4 separate regions of the Homo sapiens genome follow, and regions 1, 2 and 4 are each linked to region 3. A link is an interaction called in ENCODE POLR2A ChIA-PET data of the cell type or tissue named here. Cell type or tissue: OCI-LY7. All regions are shown on one strand. Links, peaks and the distances in the headings refer to the core of each region. The heading gives the core; the rest is flanking DNA.

Region 1 (7,871 bases), core at 1,451-5,450, 220 kb before region 3:
GAGGCTGTGGGCAGGAGGACTTCTGGAACATGAGTGATACCTGTGTGCCCAGATTCCTCGTTCTCTGTCCCCAGAGGCCTTGGTTCTCTGACTTCTCGGTCAGCTCCACTGTCTTACCACATTCAAACCTTTCTTGGAAAAGAATCGTTCATCCTTTCACTTGGATGCCCTCTAAATTTGAACACATTTCTATCACAGTCTGCTAAGTCTTATTTTCATCTGTGTATCTCTCCCTGTTTTACTCAGACTTTTTTTTCATTATTGCCACAAATGCTTCTTTAAATGATTTAGGCAAAGATGGAGTTGATTGGCTCATGTAACAGACAATTCTGAGAATGCTGGCTGAAGGTATGGCTGGATGTGGGAGCTGAAGCGATGTGATGTCGGGACACTGTCTCCCTGGTTCCCTGGGCTCAGTTTCCTATCTTGGCTTCATCCTTGGTGGGCTTTTCATCTACAGTGACAAAATAACCCCCTGGCCAGGCATGATGGCTCACACCTGTAATCCCAACACTTTGGGAGGCTGAGGCAGGAGGATGGCTTGAGGTCAGGAGTTCAAGACCAGCTTAGGCAACATCAGGAGACCCAGTCTCTACAAAAAATAGAAAACAAAATTGAGCTGGGCATGGTGGTGCGTACCTGTGGTCCCAGCTACTCAGGAGGCTGAGGCAGGAGGATCTCTTGAGCCCAGGAGTTCAAGGCTGCAGTGAGCTATGATTATGCCACTGCACTCCAGCCTGAGCAACATGGTGAGACCTTGTCTCAAAAAAAAAAAAAAAAAAAGTGAAAAAATACCCCCAGTAGCTCTAGGCGTCCATCTCAGCAGCTTAGCAACTGTAGGCAAAGACCTGGGATGGATACTGGGTTGCTACTAGCAGCTGTGTCCAGTTGAACTCTCCACAGGCAGGTGCTGGCTTACTGGGTTTTGTCATCCCAGCCACTTGCATGGTGCCTGGCACATAAACCGCAGGACTGACCAGTGTTGTCTGGTAAAGATAATTTGGTTCCTAGCTGGGAACTAGCCCTCCTCTTAATGGTTTTTATGATTGTATTTTTCAGTGGCATAAATGATTGGAGAGTGATTTGTACCCCACACAGCCCTATGCAATAAACAGGAGTGTGTATTACCTTCGTGTCTATCCATGCCAGCTGCTAAGCATGTTTTTCTGCTATGCGTTGGCTCACAGTTCACTGGCAACGAGTCCTCTGCTTCAGATCACTCAGGTGGGATTGAGGTGTTGGCACACATGCCAAGTGGCCCTTCTCTTTTCAGCTTCTGTTGAATGACTTGACTTGTATTTTTCAGACCTGTTCTTTGAATAGCACAAAGATCACTGTTCCTCTTTGACAAGAGCTGTTTTTTTCTGAAGGGACTAAGACGCGTTAACAGTTATTTATACCCTGTCTTGTTCCAAAAGGCATTTGAGTGGCATATCTTACAGATAGGTGCAGGAGCTTGGGCTGTTGCGTCTGAGACACTATCCTGATGGGCACACTCCTCAACATCTCTGAACCTCATTTTCCCTGTCTGTGAAATGGGGATAATGAAGACCCATTGCAGAATGTTGTTTTGAGAATTAAATAATTTACAGCTTAAGTATTAGTCACTTTTGTTGTTGTTGCGGGAGGCTCAGGATCAGTGATGTGAAACAGTTGGCCTGGTGCCTGGGACAGAGATGTGCTCAGGAAATGGTGGTCCCCTTGTGGCCTTGAGTAAACGACTTAACCTCTCTGTGCCTGTTTCCTCACCTGGCGACCAGCCTGACCAACATGGCGAAACCCCATTTCCAGTAAAAATAGAGAAATTAGCCAAGCATGGTGGCGGACGCCTCTAATCCCAGCTACTCGGGAGGCTGAGGCAGGAGAATCGCATGAACCCAGGAGGCAGAGGTTGCAGTGAGCTGAGATCACACCACGGCACTCCAGCCTGAAATGGGCTTGACGGTCATAAGTAATGATAGTTAACACTCACGCAATGCATCTGTGAGCCACGCTTTCACTGCGAACTGTTTAATCCTCCCGACAGCTCTGGACGACAGGTGGTCACCATTGTCACCTTTTTACAGAATATGGAAACTGAGTCCCAGTGGGTTGAAATAGTAGCCTGAGGTGACATCTTTGCAGGCAGCGGAGCCAGGCGGCTGGACCCCAGAGCCCTGGTTCTTAACCAGCACGCGAGTCCTGGCGGCGCTTGTGGCAGGTTTCAGGGCTGAGGGTGGCATCCTTGCTCCCAGAAAATCACTTCAGATATTTTTAGGCCTGGATTCTATTTGGTCACTCAGCAGCCCAGTGTAGGTCTGGCGGATGGAGGAGTTTGGGTGCAGCTTCACGTTCAGATGGAAAAGCTGGTCTTCCCTGCACTTGCCTGCAAAGGCTCCTGGGGCAGAGCCCTGACACAGAATGTGGTTGGCCACTCCAGGCATGCTAGCCCCCTGGCTTATAGGCTGCAGAAGGCTTCCTTGACTGTTGTCCACACACTGGGAGCAATTCAGTTTCTCATCTTCTTTGGGCCTCTGTAGCCAACTACAGTTCCTTGCTTCAGAGCCTGTGTCTGTGTTTGGAAGGGGGCTGTGGATTGCACCCCATGGGCTCCTACCTTGAATCCTCTGCTGGTATGAGCTTGGCAGGCCTGACTGGCCCTTCTCCAGAGAGAGCTTTGGCCTCAGCTGCTGAGCCCAACTTTCCAGGCTGCTGGGCTTGGCTGCCCGGTTTCACTCCTAGAAACTCCTACACAGAGATCATGAGATTTACAGGACAGAGCCTTCTCTACGTGCTCCAAGTGGGTCCCTTGGTCATGCATTTCTTGGGCCTAGCTTGGTACCAGAAAAAGACACAGAAGCTGTCTAAACTTTGATTTAATTTTTATTCATTTTTACCTGGTCTTATTCCAAAAAGCATTTGAAGCAGCATAGCGTACGTATAGGTGCTGAGAGCATGAGGTGTTGTATCTGACACACTGTGTCATTGTGGGCATGTTCCTTAATGTCTCTGAGCCTCAGTTTCCCCACCTGTGAAATGAGAACACAGAAGACCTGTTCCAGAATTTTTTTGTTTTTGAGATGAAGTCTCACTCTGTTGCCCAGGCTGGAGTGCAGTGGCAGCGATCTTGGCTCACTGCAGCCTCTGCCTCCTGGGTTCATGCAAATCTCCTGCCTCAGTCTCTGAAGTAGCTGGGACTACAGGCGCCCGCCTCCACACCTGGCTAACTTTTGTATTTTTAGTAGAGATGTCGTTTCACCATGTTGGCCAGGCTGGTCTTGAACTCCTGACCTCAGGTGATCTGCCTGCCTCAGCCTCCCAATGTGCTGGGATTACAAGTGTGAGCCACCATGCCTGGCCAGAATATTGTTTTAAGAATTAAACAATTTGGCCAAGCACAGTGAATGCCCCAGGAACCTTAGCAGGCAAGTGGTGGCGCACGCCTGTAGTCCCAGCTACTTGGGAGGCTGACACAGGAGGATCGCTTGAACCTAGTAGGTGGAGCCTGCAGTGAGCCAAGATCATGCCACTGCACTGGAGCCTGGGTGACAGAGCGAAACTCCATCTCAAAAAAATAATAATAATAAAGAAATAATTTACAATGTGAGCATTACTTACTTTTGCTGTTACTGATGCTGTTATTAACATTATTACTATTATCCTCATCCTAGAAGAAAATTGATGGTCAGGGAAAATGAACTTTCACCTGACTCAGAGCCAGGTGTGCGTGCGGTGTGTGCACTTGCGTCCTTGTGTGTGTTTGTGTGTGTGTGCACGGGCATATGCATGCACAAGTGCGTGTCTTCAGCTCGTTGCCAAATGGTTGCATCTGGCTTTCCCCTGCATGAAGCTCCGTCATTTTCCATAGTTTCTGAGCAAATTAACTTTGGCATCTAGCTGGGTTGCTCATTTGCTAGTCGTGCCTGTTAGGAAAGGCTTGTTAAAGCTGTGTTATTGGTGGCGTTTTAAAAATGTGTTACTCTCTTTGTGCGCCTTTTGCCTGTTAAAGTGATGACTCTATCCTCCCCCGTCCTCGTCATATTGAAGGCCATGATCACAAAGCTTGAGGAAGACCCAGTGCTGCATGGTGGAGTGGTTGTGAGCTCCCCCGAGGTCCATGGGCAGGTGCTTTTGACGCTCAAGAACCCCGTCCTTAGGCCCACCTTCCAGGTCCACCTGCATCCCAGCCCCTGGCCGCCACCAGGGTTGGGCACCTCTGTCTTTCTCTTATCCTCCCAGCCTGATCTCTAGCACTTCCCCATTCCTGCCCTTGGTTCTTCTGGCCTCTGGTCTCCTCGTCAGTCCTCACGGTCCTGTCTGCTCCTCTTTCATTTCGTCTTGGCTGCTGTTGCCCGCCTGCTTCGTCACTCCATGTGCCCTCGTCCTTCAAGCCTCACCTCCAAGCTCACTTCTCTCCTGGGCCCGCTTTGAGACCCTCATGGCCACCCCTGCTCGTGCGGTTAGTGTGCATGTACAGACGCTCCGCAGGCAGTATTTCAGAGGGGAGGAAATGGAAGAAGGGAGGAAAGAATGAAGGGAATGGAGTATTTAGCATCCTGGATATTTAGCAGTGTGCATTTGTTCATTCACAAATGTTTTGCAGGCAATCAGTTAATTTTTTTTTTTTTTTTTGAGGCAGAGTCTTGTTCTGTTGTCCAGGCTGGAGTGCAGTGGTGCGATCTTGGCTCACTGCAACTTCCGCCTACCAAGTTCAAGTGATTGTCCTGCCTCAGCCTCCCAAGTAACTGGGACTACAGGTGCGTGCCACCATGCCCGGCTAATTTTTGTGTATTTTAGTAGAGATGGGATTTCACCATATTGGTCAGGCTCGTCTTGAACTCCTGACCTCGTGATCTGCCTGCCTCGGCCTCCCAAAGTGTTGGGATTACAGACGTGAGCCACCGCACCTGGCCGCAATCAGTTAATTTTTACAACTCTTAGGATGTTGGTAGAGTTTTCCCTGTTTGAGAGAGAAGAAAGCTGAAGCTCAGAGATTAAGTAATTTGATCAATTACATCTGATCAATGATCAGTATGGGTGTGCTGAATTCAGTGTACCTTTGTTCATTCAACAACATTTATCAAGCACCTGTGATGGGCCTGGTGCTGTCTAGGTGTTGGGCTTGTAGCTGTGATGAAGAGGGTGTGATTTCCTCTTCCCCAGGGCTCCCAGTCCGGACTCTCTAATCTTTTCATGGCTCCTGATAAGAATTTCTTCCCAAGCAGGTGAGAAGGTCTTATTACTTCAGCCATTATCTGTATCTCTCACAGAGCCTATGTCCTGGGGACTGGGCAGGAAGGAGGGTCCTACCCTGTAGGATGGCTGAGGTAGAAAAGGCCATGTTTAGCCAGGTCCATTCCAGTTATTCTCAGAGACCCGAATGGAGAATGACAGGTGTGGCTGCCAGGCAGATGCATCCCGCGTTTCCGTGCCCTGCATTTATCTTTGCCATCTCACTGAAATGAATGTAACCTCATGGGGATGTTCCTTGTCTTCCCCTGTGGCTGATGGGTGTGTTTGTTAAATATCTGGGATGTTTAATTTTTAGACGGCCTTGTAGGGAAGCGAAAACATGGCTCATCCCTTTCAGCTAGACGTAGGGAAACACTTCAAAGACACTGTCACCTCTGAAGCCATCCACTTTAGGTCTTTGAGGTTTTGAGTAAAGACAAGTGCAGCAAAATGACAAATGTTGGTTTAAAAACCTAAGCAGTCTGGAGATCTTTGGGATGGCATGTTTTGAAACAAAGCACACCGCCAAGGAACTCGCTTAGCTTGGGGCAACTTTCACAGCAACTGTTTGTTGGTGGGTCCTTTGGTAGAGAAACATGAGAGACTTTGAGGTCTGGGGCTTCGCTTTTGTGAAGCTCTGTCTTCCTGTGTAGGTGAGTCCCACCTTGGGGAAAAAAATCATCCCCGGGTGCATTCGAATGTTCTTTTGTGTTCGGCACCGTGCAAACCACTTTGCATGAATGATTTCACTTAATCTTGATGCATAAAACAGGGACACAGGGATGCTATTCTGATGACAAAGTATCCTTCCCCGCAAACATTATGGGACCCCTTTAAATCAAAGATAAGAATCTGGCATCCTGGGCTGCATATAGCCCATAGATCTGTTTGATTTGGCTAATTCGGTTTTTAGGATTGAATTTATTGACAATGCTGAACATTCGGGCCATTTCCCATAAAGCTCACTATTTCCAATTTCCCTTGAGAAAATGGAAAGCTCCCACATAGGTGGGTGTGTTCACTTGGGGCTCAGTAGTGGTGGCCCTGTTTTCAAGAGGGCAGTCCTCACCATGTCACCCCATCCCCACCTAGCCTGCTTCTCTCAATTATTTTACCTGCCTGGTCCCTATAGGCATTTGTGTCAGCCCCTTTTGCTTTAAGTTATCAGCCCCAGAGCCTTTTTTTTTTTTTTTTTTTTAAAAAGCAACAGTCTTTCAAATTTGATGTCATACACAAACCTTTGGGCCTGTCATCGACTGAGCATTCCGTCAGCGAATATGCGTCAGAAAACAAACCCTGCCAAGATGCATGTGAGGGGAGGTTGACTGTCGCTTCACTACCGTTCCTGTGGGAAATGACATCATCTGCAGCAGGGGAGCAGGACACTTAGCAGCACTTCCCAGAGTGGTGTCCCAGGACAGAGGGGCTGCAATCTCCAGGAAGGTGGATCATCATCTCGCTATTGTCTTAAATGTCTGAGTTATAGATCTTTGAGGGCCTTGAACTCCAGGACAGCAGGGAGGTAGGGGGAGGAGTCATCCAGACTTGGAAAAGATTCTTTAATTTTACTTGAAGTGAAACTCTTGCTGCTGGGAGTATAAGAATTCATTTCATCAAGCAAAAAAAGCTCAAATCAGTGATGTTTAGTGGTGACTATAAGGCCAGGTGCAGTGGCTCACACCTGTAATCCCAGCACTTTGAGAGGCCAAGATGGAAGGATCTCTTCAGGTCAAGAGTTCAAGACCAGCCTGGGCAACATAGGGAGGACCCCTCCCACCCCATCTCTACAAAACATTAAAAAAATTAGCTGGGCATGGTTGCATGTGCCTGTATTCCCAGCTACTCAGGAGGCTGAGGTGGGAGGATCTCTTGAGCCTAGGCATTTGAGGCTGCAGTGAGCTACGATGGTGCTGCTGCACTCCAGACGGGGTGACGGAGTGAGACCGTGTCAGCGTTGGGGGTTTGGGGGAAGCTGGTGGTCATGATGAGAGCAGCCAATGCTCTTTGCATTTCTTTATGTGCTAGACAGTGTGTTAAGTGCCTTCCCCAGATTATTTCAGTGAATTTTTCACAATAACTCAGTGAACTGGGTACCATAGTTATCCTTCCCGTTTACTAATGAGGACGCCAAGGCCCAGGCAGGATCACCACATGCTCAAGCTCATGTGGCTCATCACTGGCAGGATCAGGATTTGAACCCAGGCAGTTGGACTCCACCTCCACCGCTACCCTCTCCTGCTTCCTGTGGGTCAAGGCACATCCGGGAAGACAGTCTGTCTGGGTCTGTGTTTGTGACAACGGCCCAGCACTTGATATCTTTATGAAACCCTTATTAAATCAAAGAAGAAGAACCAGCTGGCATTTTGGGACATAGAGAAATATAATATTTACATTTTAAATAAATTAGGCCATCACCACAGACCCAGAGACATTGATTATTCTCAGAGTAGCTAACAGGAGGTTGAAATGGCTTCATATTGCGGGTCTTCCAGCCTGTAGGGAGAAAGCTTTGGTTTGGCGCTCACTGTAACACAGTTAAAGCCAAGGTATTCAGAATAGACTCTCTGCTCAGCATCCTGCGTTGACACAGAAGCCGTAAATAAATTTGATGGCAGAGCAGTTCTTGGCAAGAATTTAACAACAAATCTTGACATGAAACT
Region 2 (7,871 bases), core at 1,367-5,366, 900 kb before region 3:
GTGTGGTGGTGCACCTGTAGTCCCAGCTACTCGGGAGGCTGAGACAAGAGAATCGCTTGAACCTGGGAGGCAGAGGTTGCAGTGAGCTGAAATCACACCACTGCACTCCAGCCTGGGAGACAGAGCAAGACTCTGTCATAAAAAAAAAAAAAAAAAAAAAAAAAGAAAAAAAAAAGGCCGGGTGCAGTTGCTCACACCTGTAATCCCAGCACTTTGGAGGCCGAGGCAGGCAAATCACAAGGTCAGGAGTTCAAGACCAGCCTGACCAACATGGTGAAACCCCGTCTCTACTGAAAATACCAAAATTAGCTGGGCATGGTGGTGCATACCTGTAATCCCAGTTCTCAGGAGGCTGAGGCAGGACAATCACTTGAAACCGGGAGGCGGAGGTTGCAGTGAGCCAAGATCATGCCACTGCACTCCAGCCTGGGCAACCGAACGAGACTCAGCCTCAAAAAAAAAAAAGAAAAAGAAAAGAAAAAATAAAATAAAACAAAGAAACTCTCAGAGACTATTGAGGTCCCTTCGAAGGTGAAGGACATCATGCAAAGACGTTCCTGTACTGACTATGATTCTGAGTGCTTTACAAGTTTTTTGATTGTTTGTTTGTTTGAGACGGAGTCTCACTCTGTTTCCTAGGCTGGAGTGCAGTGGCATGATCTCGGCTCACTGCAACCTCTGCCCCCCAGGTTCAAGTAATTCTCCTACCTCAACCTCTGAGTAGCTGGGATTACAGGTGAGCCACCACACCCAGCTAATTTTTGTACTTTTAGTAGAGATAGGGTTTCACCATGTTGCACGGGCTGGTCTTGAACTCCTGGCCTCAAGTGATCCATCCACCTCAGCCTCCCAAAGTCCTGGGATTACAGGCATGAGTCATCACACCCGGCCCTTTACAAGTATTAACTCACCCCTAGGAATATTATGCTTAACCTCATTTAATCCTCATAACATGCCTATTAGGAGGGCACGTGATTATGCTTCTTTTATACATGAGGAAACTGAGTCACAGGGAGATTACTAAGAAAATTGCCCAGGATCATGAAGCTGGTGGGTGGCTCAGCCAATATTTGCATTCGGGAAGTCTGACCCTAGAGTCCAAGGCCTTAACCATCTTCTGAGCTTCCTCTTCACTAACGTAGGTGATTTCACATAAAAGTAGAATAGGAAAACAAAGGAGGCCAACTGTCGTAGCTCATGCCGGCCATCCTAGTGCTTTGGGAGGCCGAGGTGGGAGGATTACTTGAGGACAGGAGCTTGTAACCAGCCTGAGCAACATAGCAAGATCCTGTCTCCATGAAAAAAAAAAATTAACTTAGCCAGGTGTAGTGGTGCACACCTGTAGTCCCAGCTATTTGGGAGGCTGATGCGGGGAGGATTGCTTGAGCCTACGAAGCTGAGGCTGCAGTGACCTGTGATCTCACTACTGCACTCTAGCCTGGGCAACAGAATAAGACCCTGTCTCAAAAAGAAATTTACAAATAAAAATTTAAAAGAAAAGGAAAATAAGCCGGGCACGGGGGCTCATGCCTGTAATGCCGGCACTTTGGGAGGCTGAGTTGGGCGGATTGCATGAGCTCAGGAGTTCAAGACTAGCCTGGGCAACATGGCAAAACCCCATCTCTACTAAAAATACAAAAATTAGCCAGGTGTGGTGTGTGGTGGTGCATGCTTGTAGTCCTAGCAACTCGAGAGGCTGAGGTACTAGAATCGCTTGAACCTGGGAAACGGAGGCTTTAGTGAGCCAAGATGGCCCCACTTTACTCCAGCTTGGGCAACAGAGCGAGACTCTTATCTCCAAAAAAAAAAAAAAAAAAGAAGAAGAAAAGAAAAAGAAAAAGAAAAGAAAGGAAAGGAAAGGAAAGGTCCAGAGGCTTGACAGAAACTCGGGAATGGTGGGGATAAAGGGGTGTGGTTCAGAACCATGGACAGCGCGCGCGCGCGCGCACACACACACACACACACACACACACACACACACACACACCACCAATCTTACCGCCTTGTTAGTACACAGTGCCTATAATCAGGGCTTTCAGAGGCTGACACCAGTGGGATCAGAGGCCAGCTGGGATGTGCTTGGCCCCATATCTTTTTTTTTTTTTTCTGAGACGGAATCTTGCTCTGTCACCCAGGCTGGAAGGCAGTGGCGCGATCTCAGCTCACTGCAACCTCCACCGGGTTCAAAGGATTCTCCTGCCTCAGCCTCCCAAGTAGTTGGGATTACAGGCACCCGCCACCATGCCTGGCTAGGTTTTGTATTTTTAGTATAGACTGGGTTTCACCATGCTGGCCAGGCTGGTCTGGAACTCCTGACCTCAGGTGATCCACCCACCTCGGTCTCCCAAAGTGCTGAGATTACAGGCCTGAGCCACTGTGCCTGGCCTCGGCCCCGTATCTGGGTTAGTTGCTGATCAAGCTTTCATGACACCCAGGCTCTCTGCCAGCCACATCTCACCTCCTCCTGACCTGCCTGGGGCCACCTAGGCTCTCTTCGTCAAGGCCACCCCTTAATAATAGGGATCGCCATTTAATTCTTGAAAATGCTCAGCCAGGTGGGAACGAGCATTCCCACTTCCCAGGTGGGGAAACTGAGGCTCAGAACGGTATCCAACTGCCGAGTTCATGCACCTGCGAAGCGGCTGCTTCTGGTACTGCGCCCTTGTGGCTCCCCATTGCCTCCCTCTTGTTGGCTCATGCTTCCCAGGAGGGTGAGCATGGGGTGCTGGTGGCCCTTGCTGAGAAGTGAGTCGCCCTCATTTTGTGTTTGTGTCATCCCCACAGCTACAGCTGGGAGCTGGGAGGAGGCATCTGAGCCGATGAACTAGGGGTAAGAAGGCTGCTTCTCCCAGCGAGAAAGGACCCAGCTCTCAAAGCACCTGACAATTCTACCTCCAGAAGATTCCTGGAACCTGTCCCCATTCCTTCCTCCCCAAAGCCCCAGCCCCAGCTCAGGCCATCATCAGCTCTTGCCCACACTGTAGGAGCCTCCTCCCTGGTCTTCCTGCCTCCTCCCTCGCCTCCCCGAATCTGCTTCCTGCAAGAGAGATGCAGACAGATGCCAGATACACTTTGAAAGTGGAATTGACAGGGCTTGTGACAAAATGGACAAATGAGTATATTTAGCTGCCACCAACAACGGTGTGACTCCCTTCTCTACCCAGGCCTAATTTTGTTTCTTTCAAGATAATTACCCAATAACGTGGGATCCTCAGGCTCACCAGAAGGCCCAGGCTGGAGGCCTTTCTGCTGGAGGCCATGTCAGGGGCAGCAAATTAGTGATTATGAGTGACGATTCTGCACTTTCTCTAACAATTAACGGGCCAGGAAATACAAAGGAGAGAACCGTTATAGACCAAAGGGGCTCTAAGAGATGTAGCAACCAAATGTGACATTTGGACTTTGTCTCTTGACTTGACCCAATGAACCATAAAAATATATTTAGGAAACAATGGAGGAGATATGGCATTTTTAGACGATATTAATGAATCATATCAAATGATACAATGCCGGAGACCTGAAATAGAATGATTCAGCAGGGGGCAGATGAGGAAGTGGGTGAGGTACAGCTGAAAAAAGGTTGTCCAGAGAAGGTTACACATTTCTCAAAAGACACACTTCGGCCGGGCGCGTTGGCTCACACCTGTATTCCCAGCACTTTGGGAGGCCGAGGAGGGTGGATCACGAGTTCAGGAGTTCAAGATCAGCCTGGCCAAGATGGTGAAACCCCATCTCTACTAAAAATAGAAAAAATTAGCCAGGCGAGGTGATGGGCACCTGTAATCCCAGCTATTCGGGAGGCTGAGGCAGAGAATTACTTGAACCCGGGAGGCAGGGGTTGCAGTGAGCCGAGATCGCGCCACTGCACTCCAGCCTGGGTGACAGAGCAAGACTCCATCTCAAAAAAAAAAAAAAAAAAAAAAAGACACGCTTCAGGCCCGGCTCAGTGGCTCATGCCTGTAATCCCAGCACTGTGGGAGGCCAATGCGGGAGGATCACATATACTTCATCACAGAGGTTCATGCCTGTAATCCCAGCCCTTTGGGAGGCTGAGGCAGGAGGATCTCTTGAGGCCAGGAGTTCAAGAACAGCCTGGGCAACTTAGTGAGACCCTGTCTCTACAAAAAATAAAAATTAAAAAAAAAATTAACAAAAAGAAAAGATCGCTCTCAAACCGGGTGTGGCAGTGTACACCTGTCGTCCCATCTACTGGGGAGGCTGAGGCAGGAGGATCACTTGAGCCCAGGAGTTCGAGGCTGCAGTGAGCTGTGATCTCACCACTGCACTCCAGCCTGGGCAACAGAGTAAGACTCTGTCACTAAAAGAAAAGAAAGAAAAATAAAATAAGATACACTTCCCATGATCACAGTAAATAGAATATGTCTGGAAACTGGGCCAGCCAGCAGCTCACAGGTGTGAGAATATGGTGGTGGTCCACCCCAGGGTGGTATCACTTGTTGATTATGTTTTTTGGTTTTTTATTTTGAGGCAAAGTCTCGCTCTGTCACCCAGGCTGGAGTGCAGCAGTATGTGATCTTGGCTCACTGCAACCTTCACTTCCTGCATTCAAGTGATCCTCTTGCCTCATCCTCCCAAGTAGCCAGGATTACAGGTGCCCGCCACCACGCCCAGCTAATTTTTGTATTTTTAGTAGAGACAGGGTTTCACCATGTTGGCCAGGCTGGTCTGGAACTCCTGACCTCAGGTGATCTGCCTGCCTCAGCCTCCCAAAGTGCTGGGTTACAGGCGTGAGCCACCACGCCCAGCCAGGAGTGAAGGTTTTAGAGCCAACCTGCCTGGTTCAAACTCTGCAGTGTGTAGTGTGACCTTTGGCAACTCACGTTCCCACTGTGTGCCTCAGTTTCCCCACCTGTTAAATGGAGGAATAACAATCTCTGCCTGACAGGGTTGTGGTGAGAGTTACAGGACTTGAAACATAGAACAGGGCCCAGCATGTCAAAAGCACTAAATAAATGTTAGTTCCGATTCTTGCTGTTAGGAAATATTAGGGTGTTTTTATGATTTTTTTTTTAAACTTTGTGTTTATCTGAACAGATTCAGACTCCCTCCCTGGGGGAAGATACAGGGAACCTGGGGGGTTTGCTTATTTTTAACAGATTTATTTAGTTATAATTCACATAGAATTCACCCATGTAAACCGTACACAGCAGTGGTTTTTAGTGTATCTGCGGACTTGTGTATCCATCACTGCGATTTTATTTTATTTTTGAGACAAGGTTTCCCTCTGTCACCCAGGCTGGAGTGCAGCGGCATGATGATAGCTCACTGCAGCCTCGATCTCCTGGGCTCAAGTGAGCCTCTGGCCTCAGCCTCCCAAATAGCTGGGACTACAGGCATATGCCACCACACCTGGCTAATTTTTGTGGGTTTTTTGTTTTGTTTTGTTTTTTGTATTTTTTGTAGAGACAAAGTCTCACTGTGTTGCTCAGGCTGGTCTCAAACTCCTGAGCTCAAGCAGTCCTCCCACCTTGGCCTCCCAGAGTGCTAGGATTATAGGCATGAGCCACCGTGCCTGGCCCATTACTGCAATTTTAGAATATTACCCCAAAGTAGGATACGGCTTCAATGTGGGTAGGTGGGTGGTAATTCTGACCTCTCTTTCTCTCTCTTTTTTGCCTCAACCTCTTAGGCTAAAGCAATCCTCCAGTCTCAGCCTCTCCAAGAGCTGGGACTAAAGGTACCACCATGGCTGGATAATTTTCTTATTATTTTTTTGGCAGAGACAGGGTCTGGTTATATTGCCCAGGCTGGTCCCAAACTCCTGACCTCAAGAGATCCCCCTGCCTTAGCCTCCCAAAGGGCTGGGATTACAGGGGTGAGCCACTGCACCCAGCCCCCTCAGCCTTCTTATGATTTCTCTTATGGCCAAAGGTGTGGGCCATGGGGGCACCATCTGCCCACTGCTCCCCTGGGGTGGGACCAACAGGCAGTTCCCATAATATTCTTTAAGGCACCCGTGAGCTGCCAGCTGGCCCGGCTTCCAGGAGCGTTTAGTTACTGCAACCACGTGAAGTATGTCTTTAGAGAAAGGTGCCCACAGACCTCAGTGTGGCTTTCTCTAGATCAGTGATAACCTGCCACAGTTTAATTTCCTTCTTTTCTGTCCTGAGGGAGGGAAAAATGATTACAGCCTACATGGCCAGTGTTAAAGTTGCTGCGGGGCCCATCGAGGGCCATTGAGTGACTGGCAGGCCATTGACAGCCCCGGAATAGAGGGCAGCAGAAGAGAGGAATCAAGAATGGCTCTGGTGTCGGCCGGGCGCTGTGGTTCACGCCTGTAATCCTAGCACTTTTGGAGGCCAAGTCGGGTGGATCAGTTGAAGTCAGGAGTTTGAGACCAGCCTGGCCAACATGGTGAAACCCCATCTCTACTAATAATAACAAAAATAGCCAGGCATAGCGGCCACGCCTGTAGTCCCAGCTACGCAGGAGGCAGGAGGCTGAAGTGGGAGGATCTCTGGAACCCAGGAAATGGAGGTTTCAGCGAGCTGAGAGCTCACCGCTGCACTACAGTCTGGGCAACAATGTGAGACTGTGTCTTAAAAAAAAACAAAAACAAAAGCAAAAAAAAACTGGGCACGGTGGCTCATGCCTGTAATCCCAGCACTTTGGGAGGCCGAGGCAGGTGGATCATGAGGTCAAGAGATCAATACCTTCCTGGCCAAAATGGTGAAACCCCATCTCTACCTAAAATACAAAAATTAGCTGGGCGTGGTGGTGCATGCCTGTAGTACCAGCTACTCGGGAGGCTCAGGCAGGAGAATCGCTTGAGCCTGGGAGGCGGAGGTTGCAGTGAGCTGAGATGGTGCCACTATACTTCAGCCTGGTGACAGAGCAAGACTCTGTCTCAAAAAAAAAAAAAAAAAGATTGAGAATGGCTCTGGGGTATCCGGCTCAGCGACCAAGGAGCTGACAGTGCCATTTACCGAAGGGGGCAGGTAGGAAAGGGGCAAGTGAATCCACAGCCCCAATCTTCACAGAGGTGTTGTGAGGCTCGAATGAGATCTCACAGGCCTTTGGGGTCAGATGCAGCTGGGTTCAAATCCTGCCTCCTGCCTTCCGAGCCAGGTAGTCCTGAGTCAGTGACTCTGAGTCTGGGTCTCCCAGTCTGTGAAATGGACCGTGAATCCTGCCTCCGACGGGTGGGCTGTGAGGGGCAGAGGGGCCCAGGCTTCCGGTGCCCCCAGCACAAGACCTGGCGCGTGGTAGGTGGTCCATGCCTGGAGCAGAGTAGGAGGTCCGTGGCCTTAAGGGAGGTGAGTATTCGTATCCCCCACTGGCCACAGATCCTGCTCACACTCCCCTGGGGGAAATTCCAGCTCAAAGAGTACCTGTCTTGGGGCTGGGAGAGGCAGAGACCATGGAAAGACCCCGAGAGACCGGGAACTGCCTGTGAGGGGTTTTCCAGGCTGCAGAGAGAAGAGTCTGACAGGCGAGGGGAGGTGAACACACCACCCCTGCTTGAAACCCTCCATGCCTCCCCAGGGTCACACTCCCCAATGTCACTCACCTTCCAGGCCTGGCCCACACCCTCCAACCCCATCTTCTCACCCTCCCAGCCACCCTAGCCCTCTATGTTCCACCTCAAGCCTTTGCACTGGCTCCTCCCTCCTCCAGGAATGTTCTTTCCCTATTTTTTTCTTTTCTTTATTTATTTATTTTGAGACGGAGTCTTGCTCTGTCACCCAGGCTGAAGTACAGTGCCGCAATCTCGGCTCACGACAACCTCTACCTCCCAGGTTCAAGCAATTCTCTTGCCTCAGCCGCCCGAGTAGCTGGGATTACAGATACAAGCCACCACGCCCAGCTAATTTTTGTATTTTTAGTAGAGATGTGGTTTCACTATGTTG
Region 3 (7,871 bases), core at 1,973-5,972:
GTATTCTCAAAGTAGAACTACCAGAACTTGCTGGTTTCAATGTGGGTGTGAGAGAAAGAGGAACTGGAAGAACAGAGTCCTGAGCTGTGGTTAACATCCCCCTCCCTCACGAGGATTAAATACACCCCCACGAAGTCAGCCTCAGCACCACTAAGCTGTCCCATGGGATGGAGATATGATTCCCACCCCAAGCACCATCTCCTGTAATAAAACCTGGCCCCCGCGTTCCTGTCTGGGATCTGCATAGCATGGCACCCATCACTGCCCCTCTAAGCCTCCTCCTGTGAAGCTGCAGCTGCTCACACTTGCCTGGCTACCGAACAGAATGGGCTCAAGAATGCTCTGCAGGGACAGCCTTACTGAGCCCCAGATTCCAAACTGGAGTTTAGCAAAATGAGCCACTTCCTTCAGCAGCAGTTCTAGGGCTGTATAGGAGCTGCTCTTAGGGGTTCAGGGATACCTCAATTCCCAGTCTGCCCTCAAGGTGCTCAGTCTTTTGGGAGACAGCATGGCACAGGGGTCTCGAGTGAACGTGGCATCCTGGACTTTTGCACTGCTCATATTGGTAAGGCAAGCACCACCCCTGGCACACACACGGTCAGGCATGACATAAAAAGATGTTGCTAAGGGACATTGAGGTCTATTTCTTGGGACAAGTAGGAATTTTCTATCCCTGTTCATTCTTCATCTTGGCCACACACATTTGCTCTCTTGCTCATCCCACAGCGCCTCCCACAAGGCCACGCTGGATCCTGCCACAGTGTTAGGTTACATTTCCTTCCTTCTGGCTCACCAGATGTGGACCTGACTGGGAAGGCTGGAAGCTACTGTCCCTGGAGCCCTACTCTCCTGGCTTGGTGCCTCCATGGGGAATGACAGTGGGCACTCTGCACCCACATGGAAGGGAGTCCCACACCTTCTAAGGTCTCCTTTGTAACCTACCTCTGGCTCCCCACTGTGCCACATCCCTGTACCATGGCATCTGTGTCTTTTGGACAGCACCGGGCTTTCAGGATGACTAGTCAGGGTTGTCTTGTCTGGACCAGATGCTTTGAGGGTGCAGCCTTCTGGGAATTCCCTCTAGGGATTTTCTATGATGCTGGCTTCCCTGTAAGTCCCACTCCAGGCCCGGGTACTCTGTCCAAGCCCCACAGCAGAAGAGGCTCTTCAGGGGCCTCATTTGGTGTCAACTCAGCAAGAAGTGAAGTTTAAAGCCCAGAGCACTGCAGGGCATTGTACTGGTGTAGGAGGGGTACATCCAGGGCTCCAAGGTGTTTTCTGTGCTGAGCTCATCTCTCATCCCCCAGCCACCACAGTGCTGGGTCATAGCTGGGCTGTTGTTTTCCTATGGCAGGCCCAGCCCTGTCTAGCTCTCAGTTCCTCTGCTCTGCAGCCAGGGCCCTTGGCCTGAACCCTACACATAGCAGCACTCACTCGGGCTGTAGGTATTCTTCAGTACCTGCTATGGCCTGGCATTTAGGGAACTCTCAAGCAACAGCACAAGTGAGGCCCCTGCTCTCCCGTGCTTTGGGTCCGTTGTAACAGCATAAAAAGCTTGTGGAGTATCTTAGGTGAGTCCACTCTTGCAGCTGGGCAGGCATCATAGTGTTCGGCTCCCTGTTACAGTGTCATTTCTTGGGGACATAGCAGATGGAAAATTCTGGGGTAGTTTTGATTTAGCAGTTATCACATTTGCTGTTCATGGAGTGTCTGCAGGGGCTAGGCACCCCTCACGATGCTTGTGTCTGCCAGCCATGGTGGCTCATCCCTGTAATCCCAGCACTTTGGGAGGCTGAGGTGGTAGATCACTCAGGGTCAGAAGTTGGAAACCAGCCTGGTCAATATGACAAAACCCCATGTCTACCAAAAATACAAAAATTAGCCATGGGTGGTGGTGTGCACCTGTAGTCCCAGCTACTCAGAAGGCTGAGGCAGGAGAATCTCTTGAACCTGGGAGGTGGAGGTTGCAGTGACCTAAGATTGCACCATTGAACTCCAGCGTGGGCAACAGGAAGATCCTCACACATACAAAGATGTTCATGCCATTTTTCATCCTCTATCTCAAATAGCCAGTAAGGCATGGAGTGGGCTTCCACCCTGGGACCCCAGCCCTAAGACCTGCACCTTTTTCTACTCCAGAGTCCTTGCCCTCCACACGCTCTGTAAAGAGCATAGCTGCCGAAACCAGCTTGAGGCAGTCCCAAGGCCCGGCATCTTGATGTCGCAGATGCTGCTTGGGGCCAGGAGAGTCACCCTACAAAGTGTGTTCCAGCATTTACTTTGAGACCTGTTGGTGATTAGCAGGTGATTTCTACTTGCAGACAAGGCCCATCATGGCTTCTGTGCCCTGTGTGGCCAGGCCTTGCCTCCTTGGCCGCATGACTGTGGTGAAACAGCCAAAGATGGTTCAGACTAGAACAGAGATCAGAAAATGATGGCCCACAGGCCAAATCTTACCCTCCACCTGTTTTTTATAAGTAAAGTTTTATTGGAACATGCCCAGTCATTCACACTTCATGTATAGCTTCTTATTATAAGGGCAAAGTTGAGTTGTAACTGAGATGGAATGCCTCCCTGGAGCCTAGTATGTTTAGTCTCACCCTTTATAGGAAGTTTGCCAACCTATGGGCTAGAATACTGAGGCTGATGTACACTCACATGTAAAGGGAATACCTTCCATACCGCATGTAGTGATATGGAAAAAATCTCCATGACATTATTACTAAGAGGATAAAGCATGGAAGAGTACCACACAATACCTTTCTAATTTTAGAAATAGCAAATATGGGCCAGACACAGAGGCTTATACCTGTAATCCCAGTACTGTGGGAGGCCAAGGTGGTTGGGTCACCTGAGGTCGAGTGTGAGACCAGCCTAGCCAACAAGAGGAAAACCCATCTCTACTAAAAATCCAAAAATTAGCCAGGCATGGTGGTGCACGCCTGTACTCCCACCTACTTGGGAGGCTGAGGCAGGAGAATCACTTAAACCCGGGAGGTGGAGGTTGGAGTGAGCTGACATTGTGTCATTACATTCCAGTCTGGGAGACACAGTCTCAATCTACAAAAAAAAAAAAAAAACCAAACACCAAATATGAGGATATATACTTCCACCGGTGCATACATACGTGCTTCTATGTGTAATGTATACCTGTAGAAAGACACATTAAAAAGTAACCGTCACTTAGTGGAGGACCAAGGTGGGAAGACTCACTTTTTCATGTATTCACCCCCCTCATGCTCTTATTCTACACTCCTGTGTTGCCTATTTAAAAAAGGTGATAAAATAGTTGAAAAAGTGTAGAGGCTGAATAGCTGAGATAAGGAAGAGGGAGCCAAGAATATGTGTTAATTTACCTTTTTACAGATGATTTTTGAGCAGTATTTTCATGATAGACTTTCTGGGAGGAAACCTGTGACGGGAGGGGAAGCTCAGAATTGCTGGTTTTATTTAAGTGGAAATAAATTTTTAGTTGAATCATAAAGGTAGAATGGGCTTAGGGCACAACAAAAAGCTGTTTCTCAATCTAAATATTTCTTCTCTGGCCGAGTGATGGGCTTCTAAACAAGGTGTCATCCAGATGAAGGAAGTGGGGTGTTTTCATCTCCATGTGATCCTCTCTTTGCTTGGATGAAATCTGGTGTGAAATAATGGAACAGTGGTCCACAGCTGCCAGGAGAATCTCAGAAAACCCTCAGTACCATCGTGCAGACTTCCCCACAGAGAGCCTTTAGGAACACACTGCACTCAGATTTGCCATCTTCTGAGGACAGTCTAAAAATCACTGCTCCGGAGGTTCAGACACCGTCAAATGTTTAACCAGTTTGTCAGCCCACCAAAAAGCCACTTGTAACCTCAGAGATATGTGGAATCATTCTTTTGGGGGCTAGTCTTTCCATTTGCAGAACTTCCCCAACAGTAGGATTGCTTTCAAGTTGGGGTCTCAGCCACAGCTTGCACATTCGATCACCCAGCATGCTTTTAAAAATACAGAGGCCAGGCCCTGCCTGGTTAATGCAACATTAATCTTTGGGCCTCAGCATCAGGATCTTTTTAAAGTTCCCCAGGTAATTCTAAGGTGCATGCAAAGTTGAGAAGCCCTGCTTTCAAAAGGCTGGAACAAATTCTGGTGTTACAATTAGATCTGAGTCTGAGGCATCAACCCAGCAAGTATTTTCTGAGCTTTGGTTTCCGTTCCTGTGCAGTAGGATAAAAGTACCACCCTCCTTTCAGGTGGTGAGCCAACTTGTGAATGGGGACAGCTGACAAGAAATACTTCCTGGCTGCCTTGTACACATACCAGGGGCCCGCTTCAGAAGCACATGGGCATCAAACTTCTGTATCCCCGCCTCAGTTTTGTCACTTAGCTGCTGCTGGGGACACAGGAGCAGGCAGGTGATATTTCTAGCCTGTCTGCTCATCTGTAAGGTAGGGATCTCTATACCCTACCACACAGAGCCACTGTGAGGATCCAGTGAGATTCCCCAGCCAGGCTGTGCCCAACACAGTGCCATGTCAAAGTAGCTCCTGCTGGTCCCTGTCTCTAAAAAACGTGGCAAGTCCAGGCTCAGATGGGAAGGATTTTTGGGGCACTGAATCTCTGTCTCAATCACTCAACTGTGCTATCCTCAGTGAGTGTAACCATGGCTGATACGGAAATGCCTGAGAGGCCACATTCCAGTACAGCTTAATCTACTAATCCTGCAGAAAGGGAAACAACGGCAGATAAGGCAGGGGAGGGCCGTGGAGTCAGACATCCAGCACCATGCCCCAGCTTTGCCTCCTAGGGGCTCGTAAGCCCTGGCCAGTTAACTTCTGTGCCTCAGTTTCCTCTTCTAGAAGAGGTGATAATGGAACTCCTCTCCTGGCTTCTGTGAGGGTTTAATAAGCCAATACACGTGTAAGACAGCAAGCATGGTACCTGGCGCAGAGCAGTGGTGAGGACGTGGTCAGTTCTTTTGGCTCGAGAGCTGGAGTGAAATACCTCGGGTCCATCTCATCACCCAACGATTGGGCCTCAGGAATCTTGCTCAAAAATAGCCTGCCAAATGGGCCTTCATTTCTCAGTGATGTCCCCAGCACTGGCACACAGGCCAGCCAAGTTGCTGCCCTCATGGAGTTTATATTCTCATGGGGATGACTAAAAAAGCAAAAACCAAACACCAAACAAATGGAAGGATTGCAATGGGAGACCCAGGCCATGCAGGGCGTTTACAAGGGTCGGGGGAAGATTTAGATTGGGGGACTGATAGAAGAGACATGGTATCTCCAGTGAAATCACTTCTGATTTAAGGTATGAATTCATCTCAGCTCTGGGCTTTCAGTCATCCTGGAGGAGAGAACAGCCAACAGTGTGACACCTGACCTGCCAGAGAGGAGAGGGTGTGGCAGATGGCAGGGCCTGGGGAGACATGGACATGGAGGCAGGAGATAGGCAAGGGCAGCAGAGCTGATTGCTCCTGGCCTTATATGCCACGTCATCAGGAACATGGATTGTATTGAGTGCAGCAGGCACTGTCTGAGGGGCTGAAATCAGGAGAGTGGGATTAGATCAGCTTTAAGAGGCTGGGGACACTAATTGGAGATGGTAACTGCAAAGCAACACTCACCTGCATATAGTTCAGGCTTGGCCTGGGGCTTTCAGGCTGGGAGGGCCTTGGGCTTCTGGCTCACAGCTCTGGGGTCCTTCCTGGGATTTTTGGATCTTTAAGTCAGTATACAGCTGCAGTTATTTCCAGTAGCCATGCTCGCAGATGGGGACTTGAGAATACAGAGAGAGATTGTACAAGACCACTGCCGCCTAGGGGCACAGAGTAAGAGGAAAATGAGTGGGCACCTGGCCCTGGGAAACGCCCTAACAAGGCAGGCAGAGAAACCAGCTCGTCTTCTCAGAGCTTGCCAGACATGCTCTCAAGTTGAACATATAAGTAGTTCTGGTGGTTGAAAACCAGGTCTGACACACTCCAACCTGCTGAGCATGGTGTAGACCAGCTCAGACCAGCCCCAGCTGCTTAGACCAGGCAGGGCAGGTGCACACTTGCCATCACAGTGCTGGAGGAGGGACCCCACAGAGCACTGCAGGGAGCTAAGCAGGAGCTGTGGGCTCTGAGGATGCTTTGTTCCCCACCCCCCACCCCTGCAAGATGGAATTTTGTGCTTGTTGCCCAGGCTGGAGTGCAATGACGTGATCTTGGCTCACTGCAACCTCCGCCTCCTGGGTTCAAACAATTCTGCCTCAGCCTACCACGCAGCTGGGATTATATGCACATGCCACCACCCCCAGCCTAGTTTTTTTCCTTAAGTACAGACAGGGTTTCACCATGTTGGTCAGGCTAGTCTCGAACTCCTGACCTTGTGATCCACCCACCTAGGTCTACCGAAAGTGCTGGGATTTCAGATGGAGTCTCACTCTTTTGCCTAGGCTGGAGTGCAGTGGCATGATCTCCGCCTCCTGGGTTCAAGCAATTCTCCTGCCTCAGCCACCCAAGTAGCTGGGACTACAGGCATCCACCACATTTGGCTAATTTTTGTATTTTTAGTAGAGACAGCGTTTTAACCATGTTGCCCAGGCTGGTCTGTAAATCCTGACCTCAAATGATCCTCTCACCTTGGCCTCCCAAAAGCACTTGGGATTACAGGTCTAAGCCACCATGCCCAGCCTGGATGCTTTGCTCTTTACTGTGTTTAAGTAAATGAGCAATGTGTGAATAAGTTCTGGCTTAAACCATTTGAACGATGAGCATATATAGAGCAAAACGTGAACATCTCCCTCGGCTGCATCGTCTCTGCCTTTTGGTGCATCTGTGTATACATGGGTGCTTGCTTCATATGAGGTTTCAGTTTTAACTAAAATGGGACCAGATGTCTTTTGTTCTGTAGCTTTTCCCTTACCTGTGTCTTGAAGGTGTTTCTGTGCCCCGTGCATGGGTGTGCATCGTCTTCTGTAATGTCAGCGTGTCCTGCTGTTTCCGCACACCTGCCATGCCAGGTCCATGGGTCCTGCACATAGGCATGGAGTGGTTTCCAAGCTTCCTCCGCAGCAGGATGCTGCATTGAACATTCTCGCCCACGTTTTTGTGAACTTGTTCAACAATTTCTTAAAGCTGACACCAAGACTTGGAGCTCCCAAGCCAGAGGAGCTCACTCACACATACCTGCCTCAGTTTCCCCAGGTTTCACCAGTTTGTGCATTTGCTAACCACAGGGATGCCAATTCTCAGCATCCCTGCCCATGCCTGGTGACAGCTGTCTTTCAGTCTTTCAGTTTGCATTTTCCTTAAGTGTATTAGAACGTGCTCTCTCCCCCGCCATAGAATGCAATTGTTTATTCTAGAAATTTGTATTGAGCACCTGCTCTGTGCCATTCTTTCCGTAGGTGCCAGGGTGCTCAGGAAAGAGGACAAAGATATGTCAGCATGCCATACAGGACAGGCAGTGCAGGGGAGAGGGGCTGAGGAGGGCAGCAAGCACGGCCTCTGGAGAAAACAATGGAGGTGGTGAGGGGGGTCAGTCAGCCGGAGCACCTTTCTTTCTTGCAGAGGCAGGCAGGAGTGTGCCTGCCTGGTGCCACCGAGCAGCCTCAAGAGGCTGGTTGGAGTTGTGGGGAGGTGGAGGAAAAGTGAAAGGGCCAATCAGGGACAATCTCAGAGTATCAAAAGGCTTATTCTCAGACTTGGTCCAGGAGTGACAGGGTCTGGCATCAGTGGGGTTACTCAGGTGTGGCATGCAGACTGGACTATGGGCAGCTGCTGGGTACAGGGAGAAATGGAGGTGAGAGATGAGGGTGCTCAAACCCAGGGTATGACCTCCCAGAGAGCAGGGGTGCTGTCCAGTCAATCCCTCTCATAGCCCCAGTGTTTCTTGGCACCTGA
Region 4 (7,871 bases), core at 2,116-6,115, 68 kb after region 3:
CAGATACTTGTGGAGGATCACTCGAGCCCAGGAGATCGAGGCTATGATCTTACCACTACACTCCAGCCTAAAGCATAGGGTGAGACCGTGTGTTTAAAAAAAAAAAAAAAGTTGGGGGGTGGGGGGGTAACTCAGCATTGGAGATACCAAATGACTTCAGAAAATCCTTTTCTCCCATAAAGCAGAAGGGCCAAAGACCAGAAAAACATTAAAGGAGAAGAACCAGAAAACTAATAATACGGAGGACAAAAAAGAATGACGAAACCAATCCTTTCCCTAGTAATTGAAACAATTAACAAGGATATAGCTGAAGTAACTTGGAGCTGAAAATACTCATTTCATGGATCAGAAAGCATCAACAGAACAGGTGAAAGGAGATCTCTAGCTTGGCAAAGTTCTTATATAATCCTGCATATATCCAGGATAATAAAATGTTAACCACAATAGGCCGCAGTTTTTTTTAAAAAAATCCAGAATAGAACAAAGTTTAAAGGATTGAGCCATGACCTAACAATTTTATGCCACACGAAGCTACTGGTCTCATGTTTAAACAAGACATCATACAAGAAAGAAGAAAAAGTGACACTAACTCAGCCCTCTATATTAAAATGTGACATAAAGCTTGAATAGATATACTAATATCACCCTGCTCTAAGAATTAACCTCCGGTCAATAGCAACTGTATTAATAGCCTTAAGATGTCCCCAAGTATAAAGAACAAGAGACTCATGCTATCGTTTTTGGGTGGTGGGGATAGGGGAAAGACAGGGTCTCCTCTGTTAGCCAGGCTGGAGTACAGTGGCACGATCATGGCTCACTGCACCCTCAACCTCCCTCAACTCAAGGGATCCTCCTACGTTGACCTCCCCAGGCTTGAAAGATCCTCCTCTACACCTCAGCGTCCTGAGTAGCTGGGACTACAAGGCTGGTCTTGAACTCCTGGGCTCAAGCCATCTTCTCTCCCAAAGTGCTAGGATTACAGGTCTGAGCCCCTGCACCCCTCCCATTGCTACTTTTCAAAATTGCACTTGAGGTTGTAGCTTATGTAATAAGAATTTTAAGTAGCAGGGCGATACAAAATTGCAGTTGTTTACACATTATTCTCCAAGCTAGAAAATGGTCAGGAAACTGACATTTACTTTGAGCAGGGTAGTCCCATACTGTATCAACGTAAAAACGAACAAGTCAAATATACAACACAAAGCTTTTTAGAAACAATAGCCGCAAAGCTAAATCTTATTTTAAACGATCTATATAAAACTAAATTTTCACTAAATGACAGACTTGTATCACCCTCAAAGACTGTCAGTCAATTCTTCCCAAATTTTATGAACGTAATGCATCACAACCCTTGTTCCGTATGTCAATTCTTTGTAGAATTTGACCAACTTATTCTGAAACGCAGAAGAGCTAGGGCAGTTTTGGGAAGGGAAAAATAAAGGGAAACTTTGACCACTACAAACAAGAATCATATTACAAAGCTCTATGAAACCAGGGCAGGAATACATAAACCAAAGAATCAACACCCAAGTAGAGACAAAGGTTTGACAGAGGTTAAAGCGGGTATTTTCACATGAGCAGAGCAAGACTCAGTCTTAAAACAACTGCCTGTGCATCCAGAAAAACAGTACATTGGAACACTTGTCACACACAAAAGTGAACTTTAGCAAATCCTCGAACTATTTGAATAATGAAATACAATTTATAGACCTTGCACTATTAGACTTACAAATAAGTTTTTCAAAAACTATAGAAGAAATGACTGATGACCACAGTGAAGTGTTGAGGTTCTGCATGACAAAAATATGAACAAAGTAACACCAACATTCCAGAAGGTATTTGTAACTTACAGCAAATTGTTAATGACAAGGGTCCCCAAACCCCAGGCCACAGACCAAGAAACGTTCGTGGCCCATTAGGAGCAGGTGACACAGCAGAAGGTAAGCAGCTGGCGAACAAAGCGTCTGTATTTACAGCTTCTTCCCATTGGTCACATCACCACCTGAGCTCTGCCTGTCCATCAGTGGCAGCATTAGATTCTCACAGGAGAATGAACCCCTATTGTGAACTGCGCGTGTGAGGGATCTAGATTGCGTGCTCCTTCTGACAAGGTAACTAATGCCAAATGATCTGTCACTGTCTCCCACCTCCCACCTCCAGATGGGGCCGTCTAGTTTCAGGAAAACAAGGTCAGGGCTCCCACTGATTCTACATTATGGTGAGTTGTGTAGTTTCATTATTATGTCATAATTTTAAAGTACACGAGAAATGTAAGGTGCCTGAACCATCTCCCAAACTGTCCTCCCCTCCCACCAACCCCATCTGTGGAAAAACTGTCCTCCACACAACCGGTTTCCTGTTGCCAGAGTTTGCTGACTGCCAATCTACAATGTATGTGCTTTAGAGAACACCCCTTTTGTTTTTTACATTGGCTGAAACTGGTCAAGAAAATAGGCTTCTCTCCCCAAGGCCTCCCCATTTCCCAAGAAAATGAGATACTAATCAAAAAGTGGATATAAATAAGCAATTCACAGAAAATGCACTCACTGACCATATGAAAAGATGTTCACCTCATCAGCAATCAGGGGGCTATAGGTTAATGAAGTATTTCTAGCTATTAAATCACCAAAAGCTTAAATATGATCAGGTGTTCTCACACCTCACTTGTGGTCCAATTCCTATAACCGTTTTGGAGAAAATTTTGACAAAGAAATATGTGCATGCCCCAAGATGGAGCCACCATCAGTATCTCCGCTTGAAAAGCATTTACCCAAACATCAAGATGGCCTGGCCAGGGGCCTGAGCTGTGTGTAGTAAAGAAAAACAACAGGAAACCACCCAGATCGCGTCCAATTGATAGGATGGTTGTGTAAACTTTTATATATTTGGACCATAATAAACCAAGCAGTTAGAAAATTTCTCCGAGTATACTGATACAGCTGAGCTGCAAGCAGCGAAAAAACCAAGTTGCTGAATGATATGTACATGATACAGTTTATACCTAACAGTTGCTGAAAGCATAGATGTTAACGCATAGGAAAGGCCTGGGAAAGTGCACATGAAACTGAACAAGATCTGCCCCAGGGAAGGGGGAAGGAGACTGAGTCCTAGAATCATGGTAGGTGGTCATGGTACAGTGGGTAGCTAGTCAGACATGAGCAGGGAAGCAGCAGCCCCCATCCCCCCACCACCACCAGGAATGCCAGGGCACTACCAGGTCATGTTCTGGCAGTTGTTAATGGTCTGAAATAATTGGTCTCAGCCAGTGCCAGGGAAAGGCAGGCTTACAACAGATAGACACACCTGAGGGCGAGCACAGTTGCTCATGCCTGTAATCCCAGTTTGGGAGGCCGAGGTGGGTGGATCATGAGATCAAGGGTTTGAGACCAGCTTGGCCAACATAGTGAAACCCCGTCTCTGCTATAAATACAAAAATTAGCCAGGCATGGTGATGAACTCCTGTAGTCCCAACTACTCGGGAAGCTGAGGCAGGAGACTCGCTTGAACCCAGGAGGCAGAGGTTGAGGTGAGCTGAGATTGTGCCACTGCACTCCAGCCTGGGAAACAGAGCAAGAATTCGTCTCAAGAAAAAAAAAAAAAAAAAAAAAAAAAAAAAAAAAAAGACACCCTAAACTGGTCATCAACAGCTTACCAGTAAGATCTCAGGAGCTGGGCAAGTGGGCTCAAACATGCAGAGAGGCAAAATAGCAGAGTTTTAAACACTCGACTGGTAAGAGAAGAACACCTCAAGTGGGCTTGTGCACAGCTTCAGTAAGCACACTGGGCATGCTCCACTCCTAAGTGCTGACAGGCCCTGCACATGTGGACAGCCCACCCCAAGGGAAAAAAAAAATCAGGAAAGGGACCCAAGACCCCAGAAGCATGCCAACATACAAACCCATGTCAAAGATCAGCCAGTGCCCATCATCTCTCAAGTCACCCACTTGGCCTCCTTCCAAGTATACTTTACCTTCCTTTCATTCCTGCTCTAAAACTTGCCTTGGGCTTTCCTTCCACCATATGCCCCCTGGGTCAAATTCTTCTGGCTAGGTGCTGTCTCATGCCTGTAATCCCAGCACTTTGAGAGGCGGGTGGATCACTTGAGGCGAGGAGTTTGAGACCAGCCTGGCCAACCTGATGAAACCGTCTCTACTAAAAATACAAAAAATTAGCCAGGCACAGTGGCATGCACCTGTAGTCCCAGCTGCTGAGGCGGCTGAGGCAAAAGAATCGCTTGAACCGGGGAGGCAGAGGTTACAGTGAGCTAAGATCACGCCACTGCACTCCAGCCTGGGCAACAGGCTGGACTTTTTTTTTTTTTTTTTTTTTTTTTGACTCCTACCACCTCCCCCCACCCAAAACAAAAAAAAAAACCAAACACCTTCTGCAGGTGTTTACATTTGCTGCTATTAAAAGACTTTAGTCACACCAACAATCTTAAAAATCAAGACAAAGGATGAACCAACTGAGTAAAAACCCATTTAAAATAGAAATCTGTTTTGTCCCCCAGCTTTCCCATTAGTTGGATACTTACTTTACACTGCATTCTAAAAGCCCAGATGAGATCATCACCCAAGCAGTAAAAATGAAAGCATCAAAAAGGGTTCCTGAACATAGAGAAAATAGTTTATCTTTAATAAAAACCTTAACTTCTTTGTATCAAATAACAGAAGCCAAAAACCCAAAGGCAGAGAAATCTAGAAGAGCATTAAGTACATATGTAATATAGAAAGTTCTACAAACCAAGGTAGAAAAGACCAAGAATACTGTAATAAAATAGGCACACAATTTCCAGAATTAAACCAATAGACCCAAGAACATGTCTGACCTCACGTGGCAGGGAGAGAAATTAAAACAAATGGTAGAACATTTTTTTGGCTACCAAAATGGTCCAAATGAAAAAATAATGTTGACAAAGTAGGATGAACCATTCCCAGCAGTACTGTCCAAAGAAAATAGATACAAACCATATGTGTATCTTCTAACACTACCAGAACCCATTGCAGAAAGAAAAAGGTGCAATTTTAGTACTATATTTAAACACTATATCAGAAGTATTTCGAGTCACTATAAACATTTACGAGCTATTCACTTTTGGAGGGGTACTAATTCTTTCAAATTTGCCATGTGTCTTAGGCTCCTACTATATCTCAATCCAGATGCAAAATTTTACTACAAATTTAAGTTTCATAAAATTTTCCATTGAGAAGGACATTCATATACTTAAGTTGTTTCCAACATATTTAAGCTTCCCAGTAACAGAATGAGTAACAGGTCTTACAATTTATTCCAGAGTGGTTGAAATACAATTCAATCCAGTTACCTCGGTCACACCAACCTTTTTTGGGAGGTGGTGGTGGTTGTGAAGACAGGGTCTCACTGTCACGCACGCTGTAGTGGCAGGATCACAGCTCACTGCAACCTCCGCCTCCTAGGCTCAAATGGTTCTCCCACCTCAGCCTCTTGGAGTAGCTAAGACCATATGCATGTGCCACCATGCTTGGCTAATTTTTTAATTTTTGGTAGAGATGGGGTTTCGCCATGTTGCCCAGACTGATCTCAAACTCCTGAGCTCAAGTGAATATCCAATCTCAGCCTCCCAAAGTGCTCGGATTACAGGCTTGAGCCACCACACCTAGCCTTGACAACTCTTCAAGTGTATGAAAGCCACCTGTGGCTGGTGGCTGCCATACTGAAGGCTACAGTTCTAGAATAAGTGCACCCGCCCAACCCAGGTCCCGGCTACAAGTGGAGGCAGCTCTTTCCAGAGTTTCCCAAACCCTGATATCACCGTGCTGTCTGATCAACATTCCCTGCGATTTCCAGACTCAACCGTCCTGGCCTCATCCACAGGTGCCTTCCAGGCTGCCCTGTTCTTGCTGTGACTTTTGCCATGAGGCACATAGAGCAGTTTAGTCAATTGCTACCCTCTTCAGTTCTCACGCTGTAAATTGTAAACTATGGGAATAAGAATGATACTTAAAGCAACAGGCTCCTTTTACCAAGTAGACTGCATGCTAAATGCTTTGCATCCTTTGTCATTTGTACCCCTTTCTACTTATATGCAGGAAACAAGCTTAGAAAAGGACATCTTAGGGCCTCATTAGTAAGCAAAGAACCACTTGTCCTTGGAACTGGAGCGAACTGGCCCCAAACCCCATGCTCTCCCCCCTTCCTCACAGTTCTGGCCTAATTGGGTGTGCAATCTCCCTCCCCCAGTCACCCACAGTGGCTCCCAGCACTCCTTGGGGATTTGGGTCAGCGGGACACCGCCTAGGACACTGCTTCTCAGACATTAGGCCAAGATAGCACCAAGAAAAAGGAAACCCCCACATGGGAACCTACCCTTCTCTAGGTAAAGAGCTATTGTGCGCGATGCCTTAAATAGATGCTCATTTAATTATCACAGCTATTTCTCAAGTCAGAACTGTCATCACCATTTTACAGAAAACAAGTGAGTCAAAGGCAAACATCTGGGAAGCTGTGGGGCTAGGATTTGGTGGACTGCTACCCCAGCAGAAAACTGGGGATGCAGGGGTGAGTCCCACGAGGCAGGGTTCACCCCATGCCCCTCTTCCCGAGATGATCACAGTACTTGTCTCCAGGGTCTGTGGTCCTACCAGAGTCTAATCCACAGTATGTAAAGCAAGTTTTTTTTTTTTTTTTGGAGAAGGAGTCTCATTCTGTGGCCCAGGCTGGAGTGCAGTGGTACGATCTTAGCTCACTGCAAACTGCACCTCCTGGATTCAAGCAATTCTACCTCAGCCTCCTGAGTAGCTAGGATTACAGGCACCCACCACCACGCCTGGCTTTTTTGTGTTTTTGGTAGAGATGGGGTTTCACCATGTTGGCCAGGCTGGTCTCCAACTCCTGACCTCAGCAGATCCACCCACCTCAGCCTCCCAAAGCGCTGGAATTACAGGTGTGAGCTACCGTGCCCGGCCAAGAGCCCTTTCATTATCATGCACTTGACCCATGATGAGCCATTCTGGAAGCCACTGTGTTGGGATCATTCGGCCCCCACCTTGCTCTAGCAGTGCAGGAAGACCATCTCTATTTCCACACGCAAATCTCTTACAAGCCTATGGCCAAGGTGTTATCATTTCCATTTCACAGATTAAAACAATAACCAAGGTTACCATCGCATGTCTAAAACCACCAAGCAAGTCACCCGCAGAGTTGGGGCACTAAACCACACCCTGAAGCTGGGGTTTACTCTGAACACTTTTTAGGGGGAGGGGGGAAGGACATGGAGTCTCGTTCTGTCAGGAGGCTGGAGTGTACTGGCTGCAATCTCGGCTCACTGCAACCTCTACCTCCTGGGTTCAAACAATTCCCCTGCCTCAGCCTGAGTAGCTGGGACTACAAGTGCCTGCCACTACGCCAAGCAAATTTTTGTAGTTTTACTAGACACAAGGTTTCACCATATTGGCCAGACTGGTCTCAAATTTCTGACCTTGTGATCCTCCCACCTGGGCCTCCCAAAGTGCTGGGATTACAGGCATGAGCCACTGTGCCCGGCCTATTCCTTCATTCTTACAGGTGAACACCATTATCGGACACCTCCTGGGTACTGAGGCAACTGGGACACAGAAATGAATCAGACACGAACTTGTCAGAAAAAAACCTGAAAGCTTAAAAAGCAGCCCAAGATGGCTGTAGGTTGGACATACAGATAATAGAAACTAAGCCTATGAACGAAATCTGAACGCTGGCCACCGAGGCTGGAGTTCCTCAGCTACTTCACTGCTGTGCAACGGGTGCCTATCAGATGAAGGGCAAAAGCAGGAGACTCAGTCCTCCCTCTGCAGACCCTAAGAGGCCTTCGTACTTTTTATCATATATACTGTGAAAGGAAAATAAATCTCGGG

Evidence for each region. Peaks named below come from ENCODE experiments on the same cell type or tissue, not always from the same donor. Only the 100,000 strongest peaks of a DNase experiment are listed, where the experiment ranks them.
Region 1: POLR2A ChIA-PET joins it to region 3 with 7 read pairs; 3 of 35 experiments call an interaction of 5 or more read pairs at or near these places.
Region 2: POLR2A ChIA-PET joins it to region 3 with 14 read pairs; 1 of 35 experiments calls an interaction of 5 or more read pairs at or near these places.
Region 4: POLR2A ChIA-PET joins it to region 3 with 10 read pairs; 1 of 35 experiments calls an interaction of 5 or more read pairs at or near these places.

Annotation. Positions count from the first base shown.
Region 1 is chr16:12,328,513-12,336,383 of GRCh38, forward strand. The region is part of intron 15 of SNX29 (sorting nexin 29); the gene reads left to right. Among named protein-coding and RNA genes, the nearest start is that of SNX29-AS2, 40 kb to the right of the region's middle. RefSeq lists an enhancer at 3,735-4,235. In OCI-LY7, for the core only: no CTCF peak of the experiment used is centred there; DNase peaks (open chromatin) are centred at 1,699 and 3,169; H3K4me3 peaks cover 1,777 bases; H3K27ac peaks cover 3,642 bases.
Region 2 is chr16:11,648,447-11,656,317 of GRCh38, forward strand. No RefSeq gene overlaps it. Among named protein-coding and RNA genes, the nearest start is that of SNN, 16 kb to the right of the region's middle. In OCI-LY7, for the core only: a CTCF peak has its summit at 3,543; a DNase peak (open chromatin) is centred at 3,545; H3K27ac peaks cover 551 bases.
Region 3 is chr16:12,547,468-12,555,338 of GRCh38, forward strand. The region is part of intron 20 of SNX29 (sorting nexin 29); the gene reads left to right. SNX29-AS3 (SNX29 antisense RNA 3) reads right to left here. Exons shown (of 4, transcript XR_007064988.1): 4 at 1-6,999. Among named protein-coding and RNA genes, the nearest start is that of SNX29-AS3, 60 kb to the right of the region's middle. RefSeq lists enhancers at 163-232, 889-1,358, 1,469-1,608. In OCI-LY7, for the core only: a CTCF peak has its summit at 5,786; DNase peaks (open chromatin) are centred at 4,244 and 5,844; H3K4me3 peaks cover 1,249 bases; H3K27ac peaks cover 4,000 bases.
Region 4 is chr16:12,615,525-12,623,395 of GRCh38, forward strand. No RefSeq gene overlaps it. Among named protein-coding and RNA genes, the nearest start is that of SNX29-AS3, 8.3 kb to the left of the region's middle. In OCI-LY7, for the core only: CTCF peaks have their summits at 4,824 and 5,029; DNase peaks (open chromatin) are centred at 4,207 and 4,817.